Regions from separate parts of the Homo sapiens genome. Here all the other regions are linked to region 1. A link is an interaction called in ENCODE POLR2A ChIA-PET data of the cell type or tissue named here. Cell type or tissue: OCI-LY7. All regions are shown on one strand. Links, peaks and the distances in the headings refer to the core of each region. The heading gives the core; the rest is flanking DNA.

Region 1 (8,247 bases), core at 1,817-5,816:
CCTCTCTACCTAATCCTCTTAATGTTTAAAGTGCCCACGTTGTAGGCTCCTTGGGGGCAAACACAGACAACCTGCATTTCTTTGGGCCTTTTCATAGCACCCAGCACAGAGCTGTGCACCTCCTAGAACCTCATTTGCTGTTCTCCTACCAGCCCATCATTCTGAGCTAAGGCCTATGAAGTCGGCTGAACTCCACTTCTGCCTTCCAACAGCTGCCATGTCCATTTCTGGCTTTCACCCCACCTTATTATTCTTGTCATAATATCATCCATGACTACTGTGTACCAAACAAAAACAAAAACTATTAGTTTGGGAAGCTATCACAGGTATGAAATGAATTCAGAAAATTTGGCTCCCAGCCTGCTGAAACTTGAGGAATTGAGCAAGCACATGTTGTTGGTCAAGTTTCGGGATTTTTTTAAAGATGTGTGGCTCCCTTAGCTTTCGTTCCACATTCTTTGGGTGCTTGGCTGGATGTTTGATGTGCAGCATTAAATTAACTTCCCAGCCCTGATAACATCCCAGGGTTGTTAAATGCACCGAGGTACTTGGTAATTCATCTCACTTGAAATTTTCTCAGCTCGGTAAGCATGCATTCATTATCATAGAAATCACTTTCATGCTTAACAAACATATCTGGCATATTCTCAGCGTTCACATTTTCCACTGTCACCTAACCTGTCATGAAACATGCTTTGTGTATACAAATAAACAATTTACGCAGAGATGATTTTTCACTGTGTCTAAGGAAAGACAGTCAAGTTTCAGGTTCTCTTCGGAGAGAGGATTCTCAGTCCTCAAAAGTCGCTACATTTTGACTCTGAGTAGTAGTTTTCCTCTAACTTGGTGGGCCCTCCTTCCATTTAAGACCTGGTTTAAGATTCACCCCCTGCATGAAGGTTTCCCTGAGTAATAACACATCTTCCCATTCCCCCAGGTTGTAAGCGTGCAGTTTGTGCATCACTCTTTCCCGTGTTTACAGGCTGTGGTTGCCGCTTCCCTCAGGTTGCGAGGTCATGTGAGTGTGCTCCCTTCCATGAGACTACAGGGATTGCTGCAGTTTCTTCTAATTCCTTTTTGTTTCTCCTACACTCTTTTGTGTTTCTCATGGTGTTATGCCCTCTGTAATAAATGTGTATCAGCGTTGGGTACCATGATATTATATTTCTTCGAAAATCTCCTACAAAGACCCAACAGACACGACAAATCTGCTATGTATTCAACCACACAGAGGACATCCAAAGGAAGTTGAAAAATGTAGCCTGTTTCTTTCATGTTGCCTACAATTGACTTGTAGAGGTAAGATTTCATAGATAAACTAATAACATACATTAGTATGATACATCCTTAGTGTTCTCCAGTGCACACTTTGAATGAGTTCTCATGAATCATGATTGAAGATATAGACTTACAACCAGCCAAATTGTCCAGGCATACATGTATAGATTATCTTATACATTGTCAACTCAGAGTATTTAAAAATTTAAAAATTGGTTGCCAATAAATTTATAAAGATAGGACCTATCACCAATGTCCATATTTCTGTCTTCTCTTGAAAAATTCCTTGTGCAATCTGTGACGTCCACCTCAAAACTGGATTTTGCTCCCCTTTTTCAGGTTCCATGCAGTAATGTTGGAGAAATTATAAAATTGCATTTCTTTGTAAGAAGTGGCCCTAAAAAGACAGTCAACCAGCTTTATAAGTAACTTAAGTCCTATATTTATACACGTCATTAAGAGACTGAAGGAGCACTTAAATTTTTCTACAACACTTTATTGCATTGCATGAAGGATACTATTATGTTGTCAGAATTTTTGCAATTTTGCAGATTTGCTAAGGCTTTAGAATGTATCTCTGGTGAATTTCAGGGGTCTACTGCATATAATAAGCCACTAACTGTGTGGGAGAGATCAAAATGCTAACCTTAAGGAATCAGGGAAGGGATTCATGTGGGTTAGAATGATTAGGAAGACTTTCACCATTCACTACTGGAGCTTATGGACACACAGGCAAACTAATCTAAAGAGATAGGTTAGTTTTTTAAGATCACAGCAACATCTCTCAATTACCCAGAATTCAGATGTCTTGTAAATTTCCCTATCTAAAAAACTTTGGGGAAACATCAAAAGGACACTACAATATTCAAAATGGGTCTCACAACATCCACATACTGAAATGTGCCTATTTTATTCCTAAGAAAATCTCATTCAGAGACTCTTTACTCTCACCTTACTTAAAGTCCACTAAGATTGGGTACTGGTCTCTTCATTCAAAGTTGAGTAGAAATGACTAGTTTAAGGAGAAATCGTAGAAGTAGGCCTACTGATAGCAGCAAGAAGTTACACCAACAGAATGACAGCAATGAAGGATAGAAAAAATATTCTAAAAATCAGAACCAAGAATTCCAAAGGCCTCACTACCCAGAGCCATCTAGCGACAAAACCTTGGTAACACGTTGGCCAAACCTGGACCGGTATAAGGATGACGGTTTAACGCTCGCTCTGACTTATCAAAAAAAAGGCTAACTTGTGTTGAAAATTGTTGTTCAGGATGTCAGAGAACTATGTTACACATTTCAAAAAAGATTTTCATTTAAATGACTAAAATAAATACATATTTACTCAAAGGGAATAAGTTTCAGTTATCTGGAATATTCTTATCATGCATGGCTTAATTCCCCAATAATGCTGGAGAGGTGTGACTGTATTGTATCTCGTAAAGTTATGTGTATATGTTCAATTTGTAAAAACATGAGGAAACAATCAGTGTTCAGAGAGATAACCATTCTTTTTAATTATAATCCATTTGAGTCAAACTGTAAATATTGCCATACCTGAACACAAAATGAAATAAACATGCTCAAGGATATTTACTGACCCACACTAACTCTGTGAGTCAATTTGATTTCAAAATGAACTGCCTCCAAAGCACTCCAAACCCCCTTCCTCTCACATGCAACAGAGGCAAGGCTGGACATTACAAGACAGAAAACAGAACAACCAAAACATATTGCTCATTAACCACAAGCATATGGAACACTCAAGCATGTTTTAATCAGTGTGGTCCAATTGAACCACAGTACCGAGGTACATCACTTCCAGTAAATGGACACTAATTATTTTCCATTAAAGAAGTATCAAGTAGCAGTCTCAAAATCAGGCCCTTCTAAATTACTCTTCTGTTCAATAACCCTGTCATCTATAAGGGTATGCATTATGTGGTGCTTGATACCCCAGCCGGAAGTAATACAGAGCTACTCTGCAGTCAATTCTTCTCATGTCACTTTGATAGAGAGGGTGCTTTCTCCTCCAAGTCAAATGGAAAAAGGGTTTGGCCTTTAGCATGTGTCTTCTCTCAGGTGTTTGTGGTTAGGTCAGGCAGGACCACCTGCACCGGAAGTGGGACAGATAGCAAGGGAAAGAACACTTCTCTGGAGGCTGGAGGCAGTATGAAAAAAAGAGGAAATGAACATCTTGTTCGCATGTATGAGTCCACACTCAGGTCCAATGTCTGCAGGAAAACTAAGGTTTTCGGAAAGCATCTGGAGAGCAAAGTTAAACATAAAAAAGAAATCGGCCGTGCATGGTGGCTCACGCCTGTAATCCCAGCACTTTGGGAGGCTGAGGCGGGTGGATCACGAGGTCAGGAGTTCAAGACCAGCCTGGCCAAGGTGGTGAAACCCCATCTCTACTAAAAATACAAAAATTAGCCAGGCGTGGTGGTGCACGCCTGTAATCCCAGCTACTCCGGAGGCTGAGGCAGAGGTTGCAGTGAGCTGAGATCGCACCACCGCACTCCAGCCTGGGTGACAGAACAAGACTCCATCTCAAAAAAAAAAAAAAAAAAAAAAAAAAAAAAGTAAGACAATTTCTGAAGTTGAAAACTGAAGCACCTTTTTTCCCTGTCAACTCTGACTCTCAAACTCAGAATTAGCATCATTATCATCATTTTCATCATCATCATTATTACATCACTTATTTTTTCAGTATTTTGTATAAATGAAGCCCTATGCCAAGCATTTTACATACACACATGCTCTTACCTAATCCTATGAGGTAGCTATGACCTTCCTATTTTTATTGTTAAGGAAACAAAAAAGTAGCTAAAGAGACTTGCTTAAGTGATACAAAGTGGTAGAATTGGGATTTGAATCCAGGCATCTGACTCCAAAACCCATTCACTAATGGACATTCTTACACCCATCAAAGTAACCACGTCACCCCTACAACCTCTTCCATGGTGTCGGGCTCAAGAAAACCCTCTAAGTCCTGGTTGGAGGAAGTGGTCCCGTCCAAAAAGGGTTTCAGTTTAGGAGTGAAAGGGCTCCAACTCTCTGAGACTTGCAAGGCCACACTCAGATTCCTGTCTTTGCTGCCCTCTGGCCCCCTATACCTCCCAATCAAAATGTCTAGTGTCTCATTATACCCTAAGTCTGCTTTCACTGCCATGCCCAAGTAGTGTGACTACAACCCATCCATGTAGTTATACCTTAGAGAGGGAAAGAATGATTGAACTCTAGGGAAAGGACTTTCCTCATTGCAGTTGCCTTTAAACATACATAAGATCAATTGCCTAGTCCGAGAGCTGCCAGGTCTTAAATAAGTCCTAGGTAGGTTAAAACACCAATTAGTGGTTTCTTCTTATCCACCTGCCAATCATCTCAAATGTGTCTATCGTAATCATTTTTATTTTCCCATAAAGTTGATTGGTTTCTTGCAATTAAAATCCTTCAGCATCACCTTCCCTTGAGTTCCCATTACCAAATCTTCTTTAAAATGTCCATCTTTTTAATTAGGTGGCCCATGCAGATGAAGCCAAATTCTTTGGCTGGCCAGGAGGAAAAATGTGCCATAAGGAAAGAGGTGACAAAACAGTTGATCTCTCTTTCTGCATCCCATCTGTTCCATCCCCAGTCACCTCTTTTGCTTAGGGAAAGAGGAACACCTAATACATTTTCCTTTTTAGTTGAACCGTGGGCATCAGCTTCCTCTTTCTTTCATCTCTGTCTTTAGGTACATAACATGCTTGTTTCTTTTGCCTGGTTGATAGTTTCCTCTGGGAACTGTGAAAGTTATCAAAATCAAAATGGAGTCACTAATGTGAGAAGGGAAAAAAACACTGACAAATAGAGCTGGGGAAGGTCATGAAAAGAGGGTTCTCATGCTTTTATGCCTGATAACAAAAATTATCACAAAAAGACTGCACAAACCACAGCCTTGACCAACAGCCATCACAACCTTACACACACAAAAAAAAATACTTCTGCAAGGACATCTGCTCATCAACTGCCCGTCCAGCCTCAGACTGGTGTCACCCTTGTTATTGATCTTTGCAGCCAAAGATAATTATTTTAAAACAATTGCGCAACCCTCCTTATTTTTTTCCTTTAAAAACCTTTGTCTTCCTTTACCTGCCTGAATATGCATGTCATTTGCTGTACCACACATATTCCCATGAAACTGCTCTATTCCCAAATAAATATCTTTTTCTATTAGAGAGCCACTCCCTGTTATTTAGGTTGACAGAACTAAGCTGTTAGGTGATTTGCATACTTGGGTAGCCAACAACACTTAATCCCTGCCTTTTTTCTCTCTCCCTTCCCATTTACTATCAGACCCTTTTATCACAGCTATCCTTCTCCTGAAATCATAAATAGCCATCAGCTTCTCATGGCCTTTGCCAGAGTTGCCCACTCTCTGAAGACTCCTCCCTACTTGTGGGAACCAAACAGAACTAGCTAAGTTTCCCACCTCCTCCAAACTTATCACCAAAACCTTCAAAGCTTGTTGTGTCCCAGCCCACACAGTTGATTGGGGGAAAGGGAGGGAAGTCAGATCAGCTGGAGCCTAGCACAGAAGAGTGGCTGGTGTGGAAAACTGGGAACTGAGGGAACATCAAGGGCTGGGCCCAGGCAGGGCTGAGCCTGGGAGCAGGAGCCAGAAGCCCCAGAAGGTTAAATCAAGAGCAAAAGTACGTAGACCCAGAGTGATGTGAGAGGTGGGAACCAGAAGAGGAGATGAGTCACACGGAGCAACAGAATGCTGGGGGCCTATCCAAAGGAAGAGCTCCGTCCAAACAAGTCAGGACAGGAGATGCATGAGTGTGAGGTGAATCCAAGGGCAGGAATCAGGGAGTCCTGAAGGGAACAGGAGCTAAAGGGAAGTAGGGGTCATGTGCAAAGCAACAAGAAGACAGGAGAAGGGGTGTGTGGTGCATTCTCCAAGGGCTGAGTCTAGCATCTACCGCTGAGACAGCATTCCCACCATCTTCCACGTCTGTTCATTCTAGAAGCATGTGACAGTCCACATGCTGTAAAGCCACCATGAATGGCTTCTGACAGTCTGTCATTCCTCTCTGATCTGGGGCATTGTTTTCCAATCAACATTCAGGACACTTGAATCCAATTTTGCACTCTAAAGACTATTCCTTTGCTAGTTAGGGGTCAGACCTTGACTCAACTTCCAATATTGCTAGGTACTATTGATTAACTTGATTGGTTTTGATCTACAAAATGGCAATTTCACATGGTTCAACCTAATTTTACCTGACCTTGGACAGGTTACATCACTTCTCCAAGCCTCGGTTTTCTTTCCTGTAACATGAAGAAAATAATACCCACCATTGGCCAGGTACGGTGGCTTACGCCTGTAATCCCAGCACTTTGGGAGGCCGAGGTGGGTGGATCACGAGGTCAGGAGATCTAGACCATCCTGGCTAACACAGTGAAACCCCATCTCTAAAAAATACAAAAAATTAGCTGGGCGTGGTGGCGGGCACCTGTAGTCCCAGCTACTTGGGAGGCTGAGGCAGGAGAATGGCATGAACCCAGGAGGTGGAGCTTGCAGTGAGCCGAGATCGCGCCACTGCACTCCAGCCTGGGCAACAGAGCGAGACTCCGTCTCAAAAATAATAATAATAATAATAATAATACCTACCATTCATTGGTGATTAGATGAATTAATGTATTTTACAGTGCTTGGTATAATGTCTTATACCTGGTAAATGCTCAATAAATACTAGGTATTGTTATCCTGGATTTGCAGGAATAATAAACATCTTAGAACTGAATTTGACAGTAAAACACTCTGAATTCTCCCTTAGCAGGTAATCTTTGACATACATAACACATTTGGTATTCTGTAGTACAAGGCCCATCATAGTTGTTTTATCTGCCTCTAAGTACAGTGGAGCATATGCTTAAAACCATGCATGGGCTTTGGAGTCTACCAGTCATTGGTTGAATCCTAGCTTCACCACTGAATGACCTTCAGCAAATTACTCAACTTCTCTGAACCTCAGCCTGCTTATCTGTAAATTTGGGATACAAATAGTACCTGCAGAGACATATTGCCTGTGAAGTGCTAGCATAGTGCATGGTAGATCATGAGTGCCTGATGAATGGTGGTCCCTGCATGCTGGCCAGATCTCAATTCCAACCTAGATCCGTCCACTAATTCCAGCTCCAGTATGAAGACACACCAACCCTTATGTAGGAAGGAGAACGTTAAGCACATGCTCCTACCCTCCATTCTGGTGGTCCTGGATTTACCCTGCCATTGGCTTGTTTTGTTGGGTGGCCAAATGTTTCATTTCAGGTAAATCTGGAAGGCAGTTTGGCTTGGTCTTGGAACAACTCTTACTTTGCTTGTGGTTTCTGAGTTTTAGGTTGATAAAGAATTCTTGGCAGAAGGAGAGTTTCTCATTCAAAATAAAACAGCTTGTTCTTAATTTTTTTTAAAAAAAAAAAGCTCATTAAGTTTCTGGGACATAAAATGGCTCTTCTGAAGGAGAATGTAAATTGGCTTCAGCAGAAGTATCACACAGAAGCAGAGAGAGTACATTTCTTCTACATGCAGATGGTTTTCAGAACTTGGTGCAAAGAGCCAGCAAGGCACACATTGGGTGCAGTTGAGGCTGAAATGTCTGGAGGCGTCTGGCTGAGCCTGGTCTGCCTGCTGCTTTTCCCAGTGGGAAGCTGAGTGATACCAACCGCACTGCAGCCAGATGGCATGTCGCTACTGGGAAACAGGTTATATCATCTCATAGAAAAAACTGCACTAACATGCCAACTTTCTTCAGCTCAAATCAAAGGCCCACTCCTCTTTCATCTTTCTGGCTCTGTGTCTTCCAGGCCCCCAAGTTGCCATGTGTGGCTCATTCTTTGCATTGAGATCACCAGAGTTTATCAGCTCAGCTAGAGTAGAGTAAGCCACACTGCAAAAACAAACCACAGTGGTAACATGGAA
Region 2 (8,247 bases), core at 1,445-5,444, 67 kb before region 1:
TGAATCAAGAAATTTGGATAAACTTGGTGATTCAGAAGGATTGATTACTACAGATAACCCACTTATGCTTAACTAGGTCTTGAACCATGAATGCATGAACTTTAATTTGCAAGCCTCTTTCTCCACAGCTAGCCATGGTTAGAGAGAGATGTTATGGAGGAAGGACGAGTAAAACTCCAAGTTATTAAGGAGGAAAAAGAGGCTGCTTAGTTGATTAATCATTGTAGAAGCCTCCATCACATTCAGCCTGGGAGATTTCATTCATTCACACAAACGCCTGCCACTTTCTACACCCAGGAGTTGTATCATCCACCAGGCACACTAGAAATGTGGTTAGTGCTACCAAGGACCTAATGTTTTAATCTGGTTTAATTTTAATTAATTTAAATTCAAATAGCACATGTGGCTAGTGGCTACTGTATTGCACAGTACAGGCATAAGAACATTTCTACTCAAATCTTCATGATGATACGATGGGCTTTAACAAACCCTTGATAATAAAAGGCAAAAGCTGCAAATGTTATAGGTCAATATTCTCTCCACAAATCTTTATTTTTAAGTTTTAAAAATATAACCCAAATGTTTGTGTTCCCTCAACCTCTTCTTCAAGGTCCTAAGAAACATTGAGGAAAGAGATAATCGTAGGATAGAATTTTTCTTTTCTTTTCAAGTACCTACAATTCTCAGATGTTAGACTGACTTCTTCCATAACTGACTTTTAAATCAAAGTATCCAAAAATGAATATGCAAATACATTGTCAATGATTTCAATTCAGGAAGAAGCTGCTCCAAGATCTCATTATTCTGAATGACATGGAAGAATCACGTACACATTGCCCATTTCCTATCTCATTATTTTCTGGTGTAGAACTGCAAATCCCATTAGCAGATTTTCCTTCAGCCCCCTGAACAATCTGTGAGTGACTCACACTTTAGAACATCTTTGCTGCTGGATTACTTTGAAAGGCAGAAGTTGGGACGGTGTCAGGGATAGGCTGAAGATGAGAGGAATACCTAACACGTGCCTTGTTTGCAAATTTTCATTTCAGTCATTTAAAAAGTAATTAAGGAAAGAGGATCTTGATAAGATAGAATTCAACTCCCCTCTTTTAATGGATTCAGGGAATGAGGAAACATAAAGATAATCCATCATCGCATTACTGCCATCACCAGAGTTGTCTGTTTCAAAGAGCCTCTTTCCTTCACCAGGAGGACACAGAGCTTCGTGTGCTCATTTGGGTGTCAAGAAATAATAAAATGATAAATCTGCAGACTTGGAAACAGCAGCTCTCAGATCAGAGCTGAAAATGTCTGCTCTGTGTTCTGTGGGTCTTTGCTTCTTGTGAGTCCAGACACCTGTCACAAAACTATGTGGCTGTGGGTGGCCCTATTTGTAGGATTTCTAAGCCATCTGACCCTAGATAAACCTTGGTGCTTTTTAAGAGCCAGCTTAGGTGCTGGACCAAATGGTGAAAAATTGCTTCCTGACTAATTGATGAGCCAGGGTGCTTTGATGTTACAAGTGTGGTTGGAGCCTAATGCAGCCATATCATGAGGAACACTGTGTCATCAGCGGGATGTGGAAAACCACTCCTCAACTGCTTACCAAGAGGCAAACCGTCAATAATGAGATGGTTTGGAAGCTGAGGTTATGAGTCATTCATGTAGATGCAGGTAGAGGCTGGTCCTAGGCCCCCAGCGACACTGATATAAAAGAATTTATAAGCATGTATTTTAGGACAATTTTACAAAATAACAGAAAATATCCATTGAGTCCTTAGTGTGTTTTTCACACATTATCTTTAACCTCACCACACCATTTTTGATAGGTTCAAGTATTTTTTTTCTCTTCCCCACATGAAAGAAGCATGACTTGGAGAGGTTAAAATTCCCACCCAAGATCATGCATTTAAAAAGTGAGAAAACCAATATTCAAATTTAGGTCTTTCTGACCCCAGAGCCTGTGATTTTTCTGTTTCACTAAGGCCAGTTGCAGAGATATGCTTGTCTCAGCTGTTTTCCAGTATGATGTATCTGAAGGACAAGAGGAAGAATTTCAAAAAAGTCTCCAATTTTCTTGCCTTAGAGCATCTACCGAAAGAAAAAAAAAAATGAGAGAGAACCCAAAGTCAAAGATAAGAGCCCTGGAAGAATCTGCTCTGAAGAATGGCCTTGGGGCCAACTCAGTATTTACTCAATTCATAAAGGAACTGAGCTGGAGTCCTCATTAGTTGGGTGTGTCCTTGGTAAACCAATTATTAAACCCTGGTATGAGGGATGAAATGGCTTTGTGTTTAGTTTTTGGCTTTATCAATTTCTGATGACTATCCACAAAAATTATAAATACATAAACATTTTTCTACAGCGATTCTTCTTTCAGAAAAGTAACCTACAGATATACTTGTATATGTACTAAAGGATGAATGTACAAGGTTGTTCCTTGGAGCGTTTTGTAGTAAAAAATAGGAAACAACCCAAGTTTTTATCAATAGAGAACTGATTCAATAAATTATAGAACATCCATACAAGAGAATACTATAAACTATAAAGAAGAATGAGAAAGCTTCCTATAAAATGATACAGAAAGAGCTCTAGGATATATAGTTAATTGAAAAAAGGAAGGTATTAAACATTGTTTATAACATGGTAACTTTTGTGTAAAAGAAGTAAGAAGAAAAGAAGCTCATGCTTCCTGATAGAACATAAAGAGACTATGGAAGAAACTAAGAATAGTGGTTACCATGGCGCTGGAAAGAAAGAGCATGGCAGATGAGGGACAAGGATGGTATGGAGTGTTTTACCCGTTTTGGATTTTCAAACATGCAAATAGTATTCAAGGAATAAATCAAAAGATGAAAATGACAAGTCCTATGCTAAAAGATACATTCTCTGAGAACATATTCACAATAGGGCTGTGCTTTTTTTCTCTGATGAAGAACACCAGACTCTTAAGCCAATGGCCAGGGTCGAAATGCTTACTTTGCCACTTCCTAACGGTGTTAAATTTTCTGAGTCTCAGTTTTCTCATTTTAAATAAAAAAGAAGAAATAACATCATTATTTTGAGGGCTGACCAAAATAATGTGAAAAAGTGCACGGTTAACCTTAAAACCTCTTCCAAAACATGGTGTGTCACTCCAAGGCAGTGAACTCAAGGCCTAGGAAGATGGGCCTTGCTAAATACTAGCCAGAGCTCCAGAGAATCCTCCTGCCTCCTCTTTTGGCCTGGAATTTTACCAAGAAGGCTTGTCAGAATGGACTTGAGACCCTTAGAAGTGCCTCTCCTGTATCTTCCATCGCAGTGATGCAGCCAACCTTAGTGCCTAATATCCAGATGAACCCATCTTCCCTCCTGGCCATTGTCTTACTTTATCCTGTGAGTGATCCTGGTAGTAAAGAAAATCAATGTCTGGTTCTAAATCCCAGGAGACCAGATTTTTATCTGGACACAGGTGTCTCAAAATTATCAGCCCTAAATGATAGCGGTGATGATTGCACAGCTTCCAGGAAACAAAGCCAGAGGTGGCTATTGACCAAATGGGCGTTACACAGCTGCAAACTGATGCATGGTGGCTTTGATTTTCCATCTTGAGATAGGAGATGGGAGATAACTTCTTCAAGACTGCATTTGGATTTTTGAAGATAAAATTCCTAGGCCCAGCTGCCTGTTTTGGCTGTCCCTTCTGGCATATACTGCCACCTAAGGGCTTGCAGCTTAGTTCCTTTGTGGGGGCTTTGCTCCTGCAACATGGCCCCTTTAGGTTTGCTGATGGCCTTTCTCCTCAACAGTAACACATTCCCAGGGGGATACTTCCTGCCCTTGTAGCACACATGAGCATTTTAGCAGTTAAATTTGTCTGAGTTCTGCCTCTGTCCACTCTCCTAAATCTAGATAATTCCCTTCTCTCCCGTGCTACACAGGAAGAGTCTTCTCTTTCTGATAGCTAAAGCTCCCATCCTTTCCCTCCTTTTTTTTCCCCGTTGCCTTTTCTCTCTTTTTTCAATATTGAGAGAAGTTTCCTGTATCTTGATTTGAACAAAACAATGCCTAAGACCTGGTTACTTCAAGCAGCTAAAGTACCCCAGGGTACAAACCTCTTCCTGTCTGTCAAGAAATGAGGGAGAGCTGAACCATAGCTCCTCCCAGTACCTGCTGCTTTGCCCCTTCTCCTGCTCTGTTCCAAGACTCTGAAACCTAGGACACCTGTAACCCTGCCTGCTCATCGGCTATGGAGTCAGGCCTCGCATTCCCCAGTTGTGCTGGACACCCTCTGTCCTTGTTCAAACTGTTCCCTGACAACTCTGAAATGGGCTTTCTTTAAGCATTCCCATTGAAAGAAAAATAATTATAAAGACAAGCTGATGTGGAAGCAGTTATTTATCAGCTCTGATGACGAACGTGCAAGTCACTCCATTCTAAACAATAAAGTCTCCAATTTATACATCTGACTTAGACCAAATAATTTGATTGTTTTAATCCTTAATAATTGCTAACATAGTGCCAAGCACTATTTGAAGTACTGGTCTCAGGTCCAGTTCCCCAGCAGAGCCTGAGCCAGGGATTCTGTGCAAAGGAAGGAATAATTTATGGAGGGAAAACCAGGAAAGGCGTGAGAGCAGGGCAGGGAAAGAAGATAAACAAAGAATGGCTTTAGAAGTCTAGCCCCAGCCTGATCCTATGGGAGTTCTGACTAGTGGATTGTACCACAGCGTTTAGTCCTCCAGAAGCAGGGGTGCTGGCTCTTATAACCCTGAACCAGTAGGTCATTAGTTATGGGCCACTTGCAGTAGTGGGTGCTGGGAGAGTGCATAACAAGCACCCCCTCAAGAGAGTACCTGTCAGCCAGGGGCAAGCCTCTTGAGAAGGGTGCAGGTGTGAATATTTCTTTTCTTTTCTTTTCTTTTCTTTTCTTTTCTTTTCTTTTCTTTTCTTTTCTTTTTCTTTTTCTTTTTCTTTTTCTTTTTTTTTTTTTTTTTGACATGAAGTCTTGCTCTGTTGCCCAGGCTGGAGTGCAGTGGCGTGATCTTGGCTCACTGCAACCTCCACCTCCTGGGTTCAAGTGATTCTCCTGCCTCAGCCTCCTGAGTAGCTGGGACTACAGGTGTGCGCCACCACAACTGGCTAATTTTTGTATTTTTAGCAGAGACGGGGCTTCTCCATGTTGCCCAGGCTAGTCTCAAACTCCTGACCTCAAGTGATCTGCCCACTTCAGCCTCCCAAAGTGCTGGGATTGCAGGTGTGAGCCACCATGCCTGGTCAGGTCTGAGTCTTTAGTGGCCCAAACCCTCAGCAGGTAGGGATGGGTATTTGCATGGAGTAGCCTCAGCGTCTGTTGCAGCACTCTGCCAACATTAAATTATTTAGTCGCCACACCGTTTCAGGTAGATTACTATTTTATAATCCCCATATTACAGAAGAGGAATCCGAGACAGCGGGTTAGCAAGTATATTGATGAAGGTCACACAGAGCTGTGATTTAAACCAGTCTGACTCTAGCATCTGTGTGTAGCCTCCATATGAACCTGCTCTTCACACTGGAAGATGTGAAGCAGCATAAACGGGCAAACTCTTTTCCTTACATGCTCACCGGGTCACTTTGGTTAGTGGTTACATCCACTCAGGCAAAATGATTATTATATTTCACGAGCAGATATTAAATTTTTTTATTACTGCAACATAAGGATTGACAGACGAATACTTTTGAAAATAGAATAAAGACTTGATAGCAACACAATTACACCAAAAAATGCAATAATATATATTACTCCATTTCTAATTTTAAAGCACAGTTTATTCTCTATATTTTATTAAATCCATATTCTCACAAATTTCCATGAATATTATTTTAAAGGCTGAAACAAAAATTAAAGACAGTAGGAAATAAACTCTTCATATTCGTGTTATAAAAATGTTTTGATTCGGTTTGCCGGCTTCAGTTTGAATCCAGCAGCACATCAAAAAGCTTATCCGCTACTATCGAATCGGCTTCATCCCTGGGATGCAAGGCTGGTTTAACAGGCACAAATCAATAAACGTAAATCCATCACATAAACAGAACCACGGACAAAAATCACATGATTATCTCAATAGATGCAGAAAAGGCGTTTGATGAAATTCAATAACCCTTCATGTTAAAAACTCTCAAACTAGGTATTCATGGAATGTATCTCAAAATGATAAGAGCTATTTATGACAAACCCACAGCCAATATCACACTGAATGGGCAAAAGCTGGAAGCATTCCCTTTGAAGACCAGCACAAGACAAGGATGCCCTCTCTCACCACTCCATTCAACATAGTATTGAAAGTTCTGGTGAGGGCAATCAGGCAAGAGAAAGAAAGAAAGCATATTCAGATAGGAAGAGAGGAAGTCAAATTGTCTCTGTTTGCAGATGATATGATTGTATATTTGGAAAACCTCATCGTCTCAGCCCAAAAACTCCTTAAGCTGATAAGCAACTTCAGCAAAGTCTCAGGATACAAAATCAATGTGCAAAAATCAGAAGCATTCCTATATACCAATAATAGACAAACAGCCAAATCATGAGTGAACTCCAATTCACAATTGCTAAGAGAATAAAATACCTAGGAATACAAATTACAAGAGATGTGAAGAACCTCTTCAAGGAGAACTACAAACCACTGCTCAATGAAATAAAAGAGGACACAAACAAATGGAAAAACATTCCATGCTCATGGATAGGAAGAATCAATATCATGAAAATGGCCATGCTGCCCAAAGTAATTTATAGATTCAATGCTATCCCCAACAAGCTACCATTGACTTTCTTCACAGAATTAGAAAAAACTACTTTAACATTCATATGGAACCAAAAAGGAGCCTGTATAGTCAAGGCAATCCTAAGCAAAAAGAACAAAGCTGGAGGCATCACACTACTTGACTTCAAACTATACTACAAGGCTATGGTAACAAAAAACAGCATGGTACTGGTACCAAAATAGATATATAGACAAATGGAACAGAACGGAAGCCTCAGAAATAACACCACACATCTACAACCATCTGATCTTTGACAAACCTGACAAAAGCAAACAATGGGGAAAGGATTCCCTATTTAATAAGTGGTGTTGGGAAAACTGGCTAGCCATATGCAGAAAACTGAAACTGGACCCCTTCCTTACACCTTATACAAAAATTAAGATGGATTAAAGACTTAAACATAAAACATAAAACCATAAAAATCCTAGAAGAAAACCTAGGCAATACCATCCAGGACATAGGCATGAGCAAAGACTTCATGACTAAAACACAAAAAGAAATGGCAACAAAAGCCAAACTTGAAAAATAGGATCTAATTAAACTAAAGAGCTTCTGCACAGCAAAAGAAACTATCATCAGAGTGATCAGGCAACCTACAGAATGGGAGAAAATTTTTGCAATCTATCCATCTGACAAAGGGCTAATATCCAGAATCTACAAAGAACTTATACAAATTTACAAGAAAAAAACAACCCCATCAAAAAGTAAGCGAAGGATATATGAACAGACACTTCTCAAAAGAAGACATTTATGTGGCCAATAAACACATGAAAAAAAACCTCATAATCGCTGGTCATTAGAGAAATGCAAATCAAAACCACAATGAGATACCATCTCACACCAGTTAGAATGCCCCTCATTAAAAAGTCAGGAAACAACAGGTGCTGGAGAAGATGTGGAGAAATAGGAACCCTTTTACACTGTTGGTGGCAGTGTAAATTAGTTCAACCATTGTGGAGGACAGTGTGGCGATTCCTCAGGGATCTAGAACCAGCAATACCGTTTGACCCAGCAATCCCATTACTGGCTATATACCCAAAGGATTATAAATCATTCTATAAAGATACATGCACATGTACATTTATTGTGGCACTGTTCACAATAGCAAAGACTTGGAACCAGCCCAACTGCCTATCAATGATAGCCTGGATAAAGAAAATGTGGCACATATACATCATGGAATACTATGCAGCCATTAAAAGGATGAGTTCATGTCCTTTGCAGGGACATGGGTGAAGCTGGAAACCATCATTCTCAGCAAACTAACACAAGAACAGAAAACCAAACACCGCATGTTCTCACTCATAGGTGAGAGTTGAACAATGAGAACACATGGATCTGGGGAGGGGAACATCACACACAGGGGCCTGTCAGTGGGGTGGGGGGCTAGGGGAGGGATAACATTAGGAGAAATACCTAATGTAGATGACAGGGTGATGGGTGCAGCAAACCACCATGGCATGTGTA
Region 3 (8,247 bases), core at 1,445-5,444, 340 kb before region 1:
TTCCAGCTGCCTTGGAAATCTGCCCATCCACTTCATCATTCTTACGTTCATTCTGCATCTGAACACCTGGATGAAAAATGAAAAACTCAATCAAATCTTCAGCTATTTACTCCATGTTGTACCAAACATTTAAGTTGTTCTAAATATTTGGAGCATTGACAAATTTTTAGTCTGCTTTTGGATATTTGGCAGATTAAAAATCAGAAGACACAACTTTATCCTGGGCAAGGCCAGGAAGAAACAAATCTCTTTCACGTGATCAATTTGAAACAGCCTGTTGATGTGGACAACATTTTTGTTTGACGGATCAGAACAATTTTAAAAATTGTTTTTACCAAAAAATGGGTGTCCCCTTGCAAGATGTTGGATGGGATGAAGATTAAGATTGGGGTAAGGCTATCTCTTGCAAACATTATAGTTTATAATTCCATGATTTATTTAAATTAAGATATAATTTACATTCAATGCAATTCACCAGTTTTAAGTATACAATTTGATGAGTTTTGAAACATATACACTATCACCACATCAAACTATGGACTATTTCCATCACTCTAGGAATGTCCCTCATCCCTTTACAGTCAGTTCCCATCCCTTTCAAGCACTGATCTGCTTTCTCTCACTATAATTCTGCCTTTTGTAGAACTTCATATAAATGAAATCATAGGATATGTGTTCTTACATCTGGCTTTTTTCACTGAGCATAATTCTTTTGAGATACTGCATGTCATTGTATGTATCTGTAGTTCATACCTTTTTATTATTGAGTAGTAGTTCATCATACCACAATTTGTTTATCTATTCACCAGTTGATGGATATTTGGCTATTATGAATAATGCTGCTATGAACATTCAAGTACAAGTTGTTGCACAGATGTAAATTTTCATTTCACTTGGATAAATACCTAGGAATGGGAATGCTAAGTTGTAAGTATACGTTTGACTTTTGACAAAACTGTTAAACTGTTTGCCAAAGTGGCTGAACATTTCACATGTCCACCAGCAAAGTGTGGGAATTCCCACACCCCAGTTTCAGCAACACTTTGTATGGTAATTGATATGGTTTGGCTCTGTGTCCCCACCCAAATCTCATCTCGAATTATAATCCCCATGTGTTGAGGGAGGGACCTGGTAGGAGTGATTGGATCATGGGGGCGGTTTCCCCCATGCTGTTCTTGTGTTAGTGAGCAATGATTTAAAAGTGGCAGTTTCCCCTGTACACGCTGTCTCTCCTGCCGCCATGTAAGACGTGCCTTGCTTCTCCTTCACCTTCTACTGTGACTGTAAGCTTCCTGAGGCCTCCCCTGCCATGCAGAACAGTGAGTCAATTAAACCTCTTTCATTTATAAACTACCCAGTCTCAGGTAGTCTCTTTATAGCAGTGTGAGAATGGACTAATACAGTCATCTTTCTTATTTTAGCTATCCTAGTGGATTTGTAGTGGTATTTCATTATGATTTCAGTTCTCATTTCCCTAATGACTATGATGTTGAGCGTCTTTTCATGGGTGTATAGGTCATTTACACATCTTTGGTGACCTTTCACCAAAGGTCTCCACATCTTTGGAGACCTTCTTTTCAAATTATTTGCCCATTTATTTTTAATAGATTATCTTATTGTTATTGTGTTATAAGAATTCTTTACATATTCTTGATCGCCTTTATTGAACTTATCTTCTGCTATTATTTTTCCCGGTTTGTGGTTTGCCTTTTATTTTTTTAGTGGTGTCTTTTGAAGGGGAGACATTTTAAATTTTAATAAAATTCAATTTATCAGTTTTTAAAATGGTTTGCATGTTTTGCATCCTACCAAAGAAATCTGCTTATTCCAAGGTCGTAAAGATTTTGTCATGTTGTCTTGTAGAATTTTATATTATTCTAGGCTCTAGAATTTAGATCTAGAACTCATTTTGAGTTGATTATTTTATAGGGTAAAGTGAAGATTGAGGTTCATTTATTTGTACGTAGACATCCATTTTCTCCCCAGCACTATTTGCTGAAGACTATCCTTGAATTACTTTGACATACTTTGTAACTTTTAAAGAATTGAAAGTTCTCTTTTTTTTCTTTTTTCAGTTATGCCAAAAAGTTTCCTTCAAAAAGATGTGCCAAATTATTGGGTACCATTTTAAAAAATTAAAAAGTTATTAAGAAGGTACTCAAAGATCTGTATATAAGGATGCTTATTATAACATTGCTTGTAATGATAAAAGCTGGAAACAGTTGTAGGGGATGAAAGATTTCTTTTCCTCACTTATCACTAGGTTCAAGGCTGAGGCACTATAATATAGATAAACAAGAGAAAACCATACAGTTTTATTTAATGTGTTTTATACAGTACAGGAGGCTTCAGACAAAGAAACCTGTATAATTTTATGGTAAGTTTGATGAAGGAGTCGATTGTTGTGGAGAAATGTGATTGGACAAAGGAGGTATGATCCAATGGTAATAAACTGGGGGGAACGTAGAAAGGCCTGTTTGTTTAGATTCTTCCCTGTGTTTCTATGTCTTCAGAAATGAGAATGTTCCTTTTCTGTGGGTTTAGAGTGGGCACCTTTCACATGAGCCTGTTATGACCTACTTCAGGAGAAGGTCAGAAAATTTTTTCTAGGTTTTATGGCCTACTCCAGGGCAGAAGGACAGGAGAAAGACAGAGAGACCCTCCTTTCTTTGCAGTTTTCTCAAATGCCAAGGTGTCATATCTTAAGGTAGTCTGTCCTGAACCCCATCACAATCTAAATATCTACCACCAGGAGGCAAGTTGAATAAATCATGGCATATTCATATAGTGTAATATTGCAGCCAATAAGAATCTGGATGATAATCTACATATGTGACCAGGAAAAGATATTCACAACATGCTTTAAGGGAACATGCAGAGATCACAAATAGGAAATCTGGTATTTCATTTTTGCAAGTACAAAAACAATAAAAATTATAATTGCTTATGCATATATAGAAACAGATGTAGAATATACAGTGGTTATCTTTGGATGCTAAGATTCCAGACAATCTATTTTTTTTAATATTTCCTTTTCAAAGAGTGTAAACTACCTTTAAAATTAGGGAAAACATTTCTGTTTTCTCTTTTTTGTTTTTTTGTTTTGAGACAGTGTCTTACTGTGTTGTCCAGGCTGGAGTGCAGTGGTGCGAACATGGCTCAGGCTTAAGGGATCCTGTCTTAGCCTCCTGTGTAGCTGGGATCATAGGTGCACATCACCATGCCCAGCTAATTTTTAAAATTTTTTAGAGACACATCTCACTTTGTTGACAAGGCTGGTCTCGAACTCCTGGCTTCAAACGATCCTCCTGCCTTTGCCTCCCAAAGTGCTGGGATTATAGGCATGAGCCACTGCTCCTGGCCAGAAAACATTTTTTTAACAAAAAAAATTATGTACTCTTGGCAGCAGTGTTTAAGGATTCCCAGAGACGTGGTTTAACAAATCAATATGCAACATTTTCACCTTAAATGCTTTTAGGTGGTATGAACTCTCTGGAAAGCCAGTTAGCTGCTGAAATCTGGTTTGCTTAAGCTAGAGAGACCCACAAAAGGCTTACTGTCTCAAAGATTTTGAAGAGAATGAGGCATTTAAAGCTTCATTTCCATTAAAATGCAAATTAGAATTAAGGTTAGCCATATGGTGATATTCTAATTTTCCCCCAATACTCCTTCTAACTCAAATAAGAGACAATTTCTATTTCTAAATTCTTTAATGATGTAATTCCTCACAATTAAAAGTATATGTAATATACTCTATTTTTCTATCAACAGCACATAGAAGTGCATCTGATCACTTGTAGGGCCATATGGTATGATGAGAAACTAATCTACTTTAAAAAGTTTTATTTTCCCAGAATATGTTCTCTCATTAGTTATATGTGTACCATCACTCAGCTTTTTAGAGGGTGGCACTCGGAACTTTGACAAAGCCTTAAATAAGCCTAAGAACTCAGAACACCTGGAAAATAAGGAATATTAGAAGATTAAGCATATACCACCAACTAAAGCCAGAGCAGGGCCAGACTGAAAGGCTCTGTGAGGACAAAGTATTTACAACACTGTGTCTGACTCCCAGAAGCCCCTAGAAAATTAGCTGGAGAAGAACATGGCTGCTCATTTAAGAACCACAGTCGTGTTTATATTAATACTTCCATGATCAAAGAAAACAATGTTTTAACTTCAGGGGTTCTTATATCTTTTATGATATGAAAATAATTAGAATCCTTAGCATTATCTTATTCATCATATAACCTTTTTATTACTCCTTTTTTTTTAATGTGAGAAAATTGAAGCTTCGGTAGAAAGTGTCAGAGTCTAGATTCGATCCCAGGTCTTCTGATCAAAGTCCTGTGTGTACACTCTTCCCCCACCTGCTTCCAGACCCCTTCTAGTCGCAGCCCCAGGAGCTCAAGCTCCTCATCTCCCGCTTGAGCCTTTCTCCAAGAAAATAGTCAAGGAGCCCCAGAAGCCTCTCAGGGGATAGAGGAGAAACTAAGTGAGCCAAGCAGAATGTGAATAAAACGCTTTACTCCATAGCATCAGACCCTCTGCTGGTTGCCCCGTTGTTTTTTGTAAACTATGTAGAAAGAACCTTGGAACTAGGGAGTATGAATCTGGCCACTGTGTAACCACAGGCACATCAGAAAAAGCTTATGAGACTAAGCAATTAACTAATTCAATGAGTATCTACTGCATCCTACCATGTATCCGTCACATGGCAAAATATAGCACATTCTCATTCATACTTACACTGAAATTTAGTGGTGCTGGGCAGCGGGGGACTATGTAATTGGCACAGATACCTAATATTTAAAGGCAGGAAACTTTTAGATGTAGATAAGAAAGCTAAGCATTGTTACTTATAAAATATATGCAAAATAAGTAATATATTTTTGTGGTGTATTACAATTTTCAAATCACATATTTACCAGTTGGATTCAAACAATACTGATGGTGAGAGAAATAGGTGTTATACCATTTTGCAGACAGGACAACTGAGGCTCAGAGGGCAGAGACTGTGTCTGACTAATGAGTATGTGAGCTTACACATTCTGAGTCTCAGGTATTCCTGCAGTTTATTTTAAGGCTTTGTTTGGACAAGCTCATTTTTTGTTTTGTTTTGTTTTAAGAGAGATAGGACTATATCTCTGTTTGCCAAAATAGACGAGCAAATTAGGAACTAGCTTGGCAGAATCTCCCTTTCCTAGAACGGATGTAGCAAGTTATAACACATGAGGGCCATGGCAAAGCAGCCGCCTCATAATTACCCCTGATCAGCCCTGTTGTGATTGCCCCTGACAGTCAGTCACTGGCACAGAATATGGGGATTCATTCATTCTCAATTTAAAAACCATATAAAATGACCCAAAGAGTTGTGTCTAATCTGATTCTTAAACATGCGTGTTCTGCTGATCAGTAGAAAGAGAACCCAGATGCATCAGCCTCCTTTGAGAATGCCTTTGGGAAAGTACCAGAGCGCTATAATGCTTTGAGCCTGAGCAGTGGCTGCCAGCAGCGAGCAGTCAGAACAGCTTCCACGGTGCACATCATTGACCTGGCTCCATGCCACTTGTGTTCTATAGTGGATGTTTCATCATCATGGGAAGGGGAGGCAAGGGGAGGAAGCAGGGGTCGGGCGATCATTTGGGAAGCTAGAAAGGTCAGATATGATGGCATCTGGTGGAAAATGCTTCTTACAGATTGAACAGTTTGGGGTGGGTATGAGGATAGCTCTCTAAGTGTCATTAATAAAGATGAAAATTGTTCCTGGAGAATTGTTAAGGCCCAATTATGATGGCTGAATATTAATGACATCACAACTGGGTCCTCTGCCTCTCACCATTTTCTTTTTGAAAATCTTTGGCTATTTGCCTTATCTTTAGTGCTTAAATTCCAGAAAATAACTATAGATGAGTGATTTACTTTGGTTATCTGAGCAAACAACCTAACTTACTAGAGGGAAATCAGACATAGCAGCTCTTTTTTGAGATGGCTTATTTAGGGTGTCAAGGCCATTTGTCTTCACGACCTTGCAATCAGCATTGTTCGTTTGCTCATTCCATCAACACTGTGGAAGAGACATGTGCCAGGGGCACATGCTGGGCACCATGGAGGATAAAGGGTGAACGAGAGGTAGCCTGAGTGGGTTTACAGTTGAGAAGGAGAAATGAGAGGATACACATGTGTCACAGGCTGTCCTTATGAACTGTCATGGGGGCTGAGCCCAGTGCAAAGATCCCTTCCTCTAGGAAATAAGGGAAGAAAGCCTTGGTGGTGTGGAATGGAAACAAGGAATGGTGAGGTATTTTAGTTCAGGGAGTGGTTAAAAAGGTAGAGTCCTTTTTCAGGAGTAGTACGTTTTCCTGTTTGGTTAGAATAAAGGTCTGAGGAAGGATATAGCAAGACCCCAGGCCGATGGGTAAGCTAGAGCCAAACTGTGGACGGTTTCAGTGTCAGGCTGAGGAACTCCTACTAGGCAGTGGGAGTAATGAAGGACTTTTTTGTTGAAGGCAGATGCAAACAAGCCTGTGCTTTAGAATGATTAATCTAACTGGTATACTGGAAGGATTGAAATGGAGAAATGCTATGGTGAGAGAGACAAATTGAGTGGGAGAGCTATTGCAATAGACCAGATGAAAGATCATGCAGGCCAGAGCTAAGAAAGATGGTGCATAGACTATGAGCTATTCAGAAATTAAAACTATCAAGTTTTGGAGACTGATTAGATGTGGGTCATTAGGGAGAAGAAAGAGATACAGATAAGTTCAAAGAGGGGCTGCAGTAGGAGGAGGAGCATGTTTTAAGGAAGACCTAGCAATTTCAGCCTAAGCCATGTATTCATTTGCTAGGGCTGCCAGAACAAAATACTGCACACTGGGTGGCTCATGTAACAGAAATTAATTTTCTCACTGTTCGGGAACTGAGAAGTCCAAGATCAAGGTACTGAATAAGTTTGGTGTCTCCTGAGGCCTCTTTCCTTGGCTTGTGGATGGCCACCCTCTTGCTGTCTCCTCCCATGGTCTCTCTTCTGTGTGCACATATCCTTCGTGTCTCTCTGCATGTCTGGTTTTCCTCTTCTTAAAAGATCACCAGTCGGATTGAATTAGGACCTACCATAATGGCCCCATTTAACTTAATTACTACATAAAGGCCCTATCTTCAAATTATAGCTGCATTCTGAGGTGAGACTTCAACACATGAATTTTATGGGGACACAATTCAGGCTCTAAGAGGACATGCAGAGTTTGAGGTACCAGTGGACCTTCCAGAGAACCTGCCTAGTAGATAGGTGGTTTGAAGCATACACTGGAGCTCAGGGGACAGGAGAGGGTTGGGGATGGAGAGGTGAATGTCAAAAATTGTGCATAAACTGAGATCTGGGGAGAAGATGAGAAGAGATCACTCTGGGGGTCATGGTGATGAAGATAATAATAAAATAGCAATAGCTGCTGTGCATCAAGTTTTCTGTATATTAGCACTGGGCTAAGCCCTGTGCATGCTTGGAATGACAGATCTGTGAAAGAACAATTATTACTGTTATTTTGATCATTTACCTTGATTTTATAGAAGAGAAACCTGAAGCTTGGAGTGGCAAAGTGATTTTCTAAGGCCTAATAGTTTTTAAGCAGCAGAACCAGAATGTGAAGTTCAAGTAAATCTGACTTCAAAGATCCATGCCCAAGCACAGGGCCACACTGCCTCCAAGGAAAGCAAGTAGAAGAGAAAGAAGAAAGTCAGAGGCAGCATCAGTATTTCGTAGGGGAAGCAAAGGAGGAAGAATAGGGAAGAGGAACTGAGAGGGGATAGTCAGAAAAGAGAAACATCAGAAAGAAAGGATGGGCCAGGAGCCAGAGGTGGTTTTGGGGCACAGCCAACAAGGCCAAATACAGCACAAGATGAGTAGGAAAGACTTACCAGTGGGCTGGGTGGCTGGTAACCTTCGTGAGAGCTGGCTTTCTGGAACATTGGAGGTAGATGACAGATGGCCATGTGTTGAGGAGAGATTGGGAAGTGAGAAGAGGAGGTGGCAAGCTTCGTCATCATAGGAAGAAGGCGAGAAAGCTATGGTGGGAGGGGAACAGAGAGAGTCAAGGGGAATTTATTTTTAAAACAGGACAGAAAGATTTTAAAAGATGGGTAGGTCGAAGGGGTGGGGGAGGATGTAATTTCTGAAGATAGCAGAGAGGAAACGATTTAATGAGTAAGACCTTGGCAGAGGTGGGTGGCAGGGTGAGGCTTCAGGTTGAA

Evidence for each region. Peaks named below come from ENCODE experiments on the same cell type or tissue, not always from the same donor. Only the 100,000 strongest peaks of a DNase experiment are listed, where the experiment ranks them.
Region 2: POLR2A ChIA-PET joins it to region 1 with 5 read pairs; 2 of 35 experiments call an interaction of 5 or more read pairs at or near these places.
Region 3: POLR2A ChIA-PET joins it to region 1 with 5 read pairs; 2 of 35 experiments call an interaction of 5 or more read pairs at or near these places.

The regions. Positions count from the first base shown.
Region 1 is chr5:73,955,352-73,963,598 of GRCh38, reverse strand. The region is part of intron 1 of LOC105379034 (a long non-coding RNA gene); the gene reads right to left. Among named protein-coding and RNA genes, the nearest start is that of LINC02122, 140 kb to the left of the region's middle. In OCI-LY7, for the core only: no CTCF peak of the experiment used is centred there; a DNase peak (open chromatin) is centred at 3,388; H3K4me3 peaks cover 1,537 bases; H3K27ac peaks cover 3,327 bases.
Region 2 is chr5:74,021,892-74,030,138 of GRCh38, reverse strand. No RefSeq gene overlaps it. Among named protein-coding and RNA genes, the nearest start is that of LINC02122, 77 kb to the left of the region's middle. In OCI-LY7, for the core only: a CTCF peak has its summit at 3,669; no DNase peak of the experiment used is centred there.
Region 3 is chr5:74,294,187-74,302,433 of GRCh38, reverse strand. It overlaps LOC124901004 (a long non-coding RNA gene), which reads right to left and starts at 8,020. Exons shown (of 2, transcript XR_007058821.1): 1 at 7,915-8,020; 2 at 7-66. In OCI-LY7, for the core only: no CTCF peak of the experiment used is centred there; no DNase peak of the experiment used is centred there.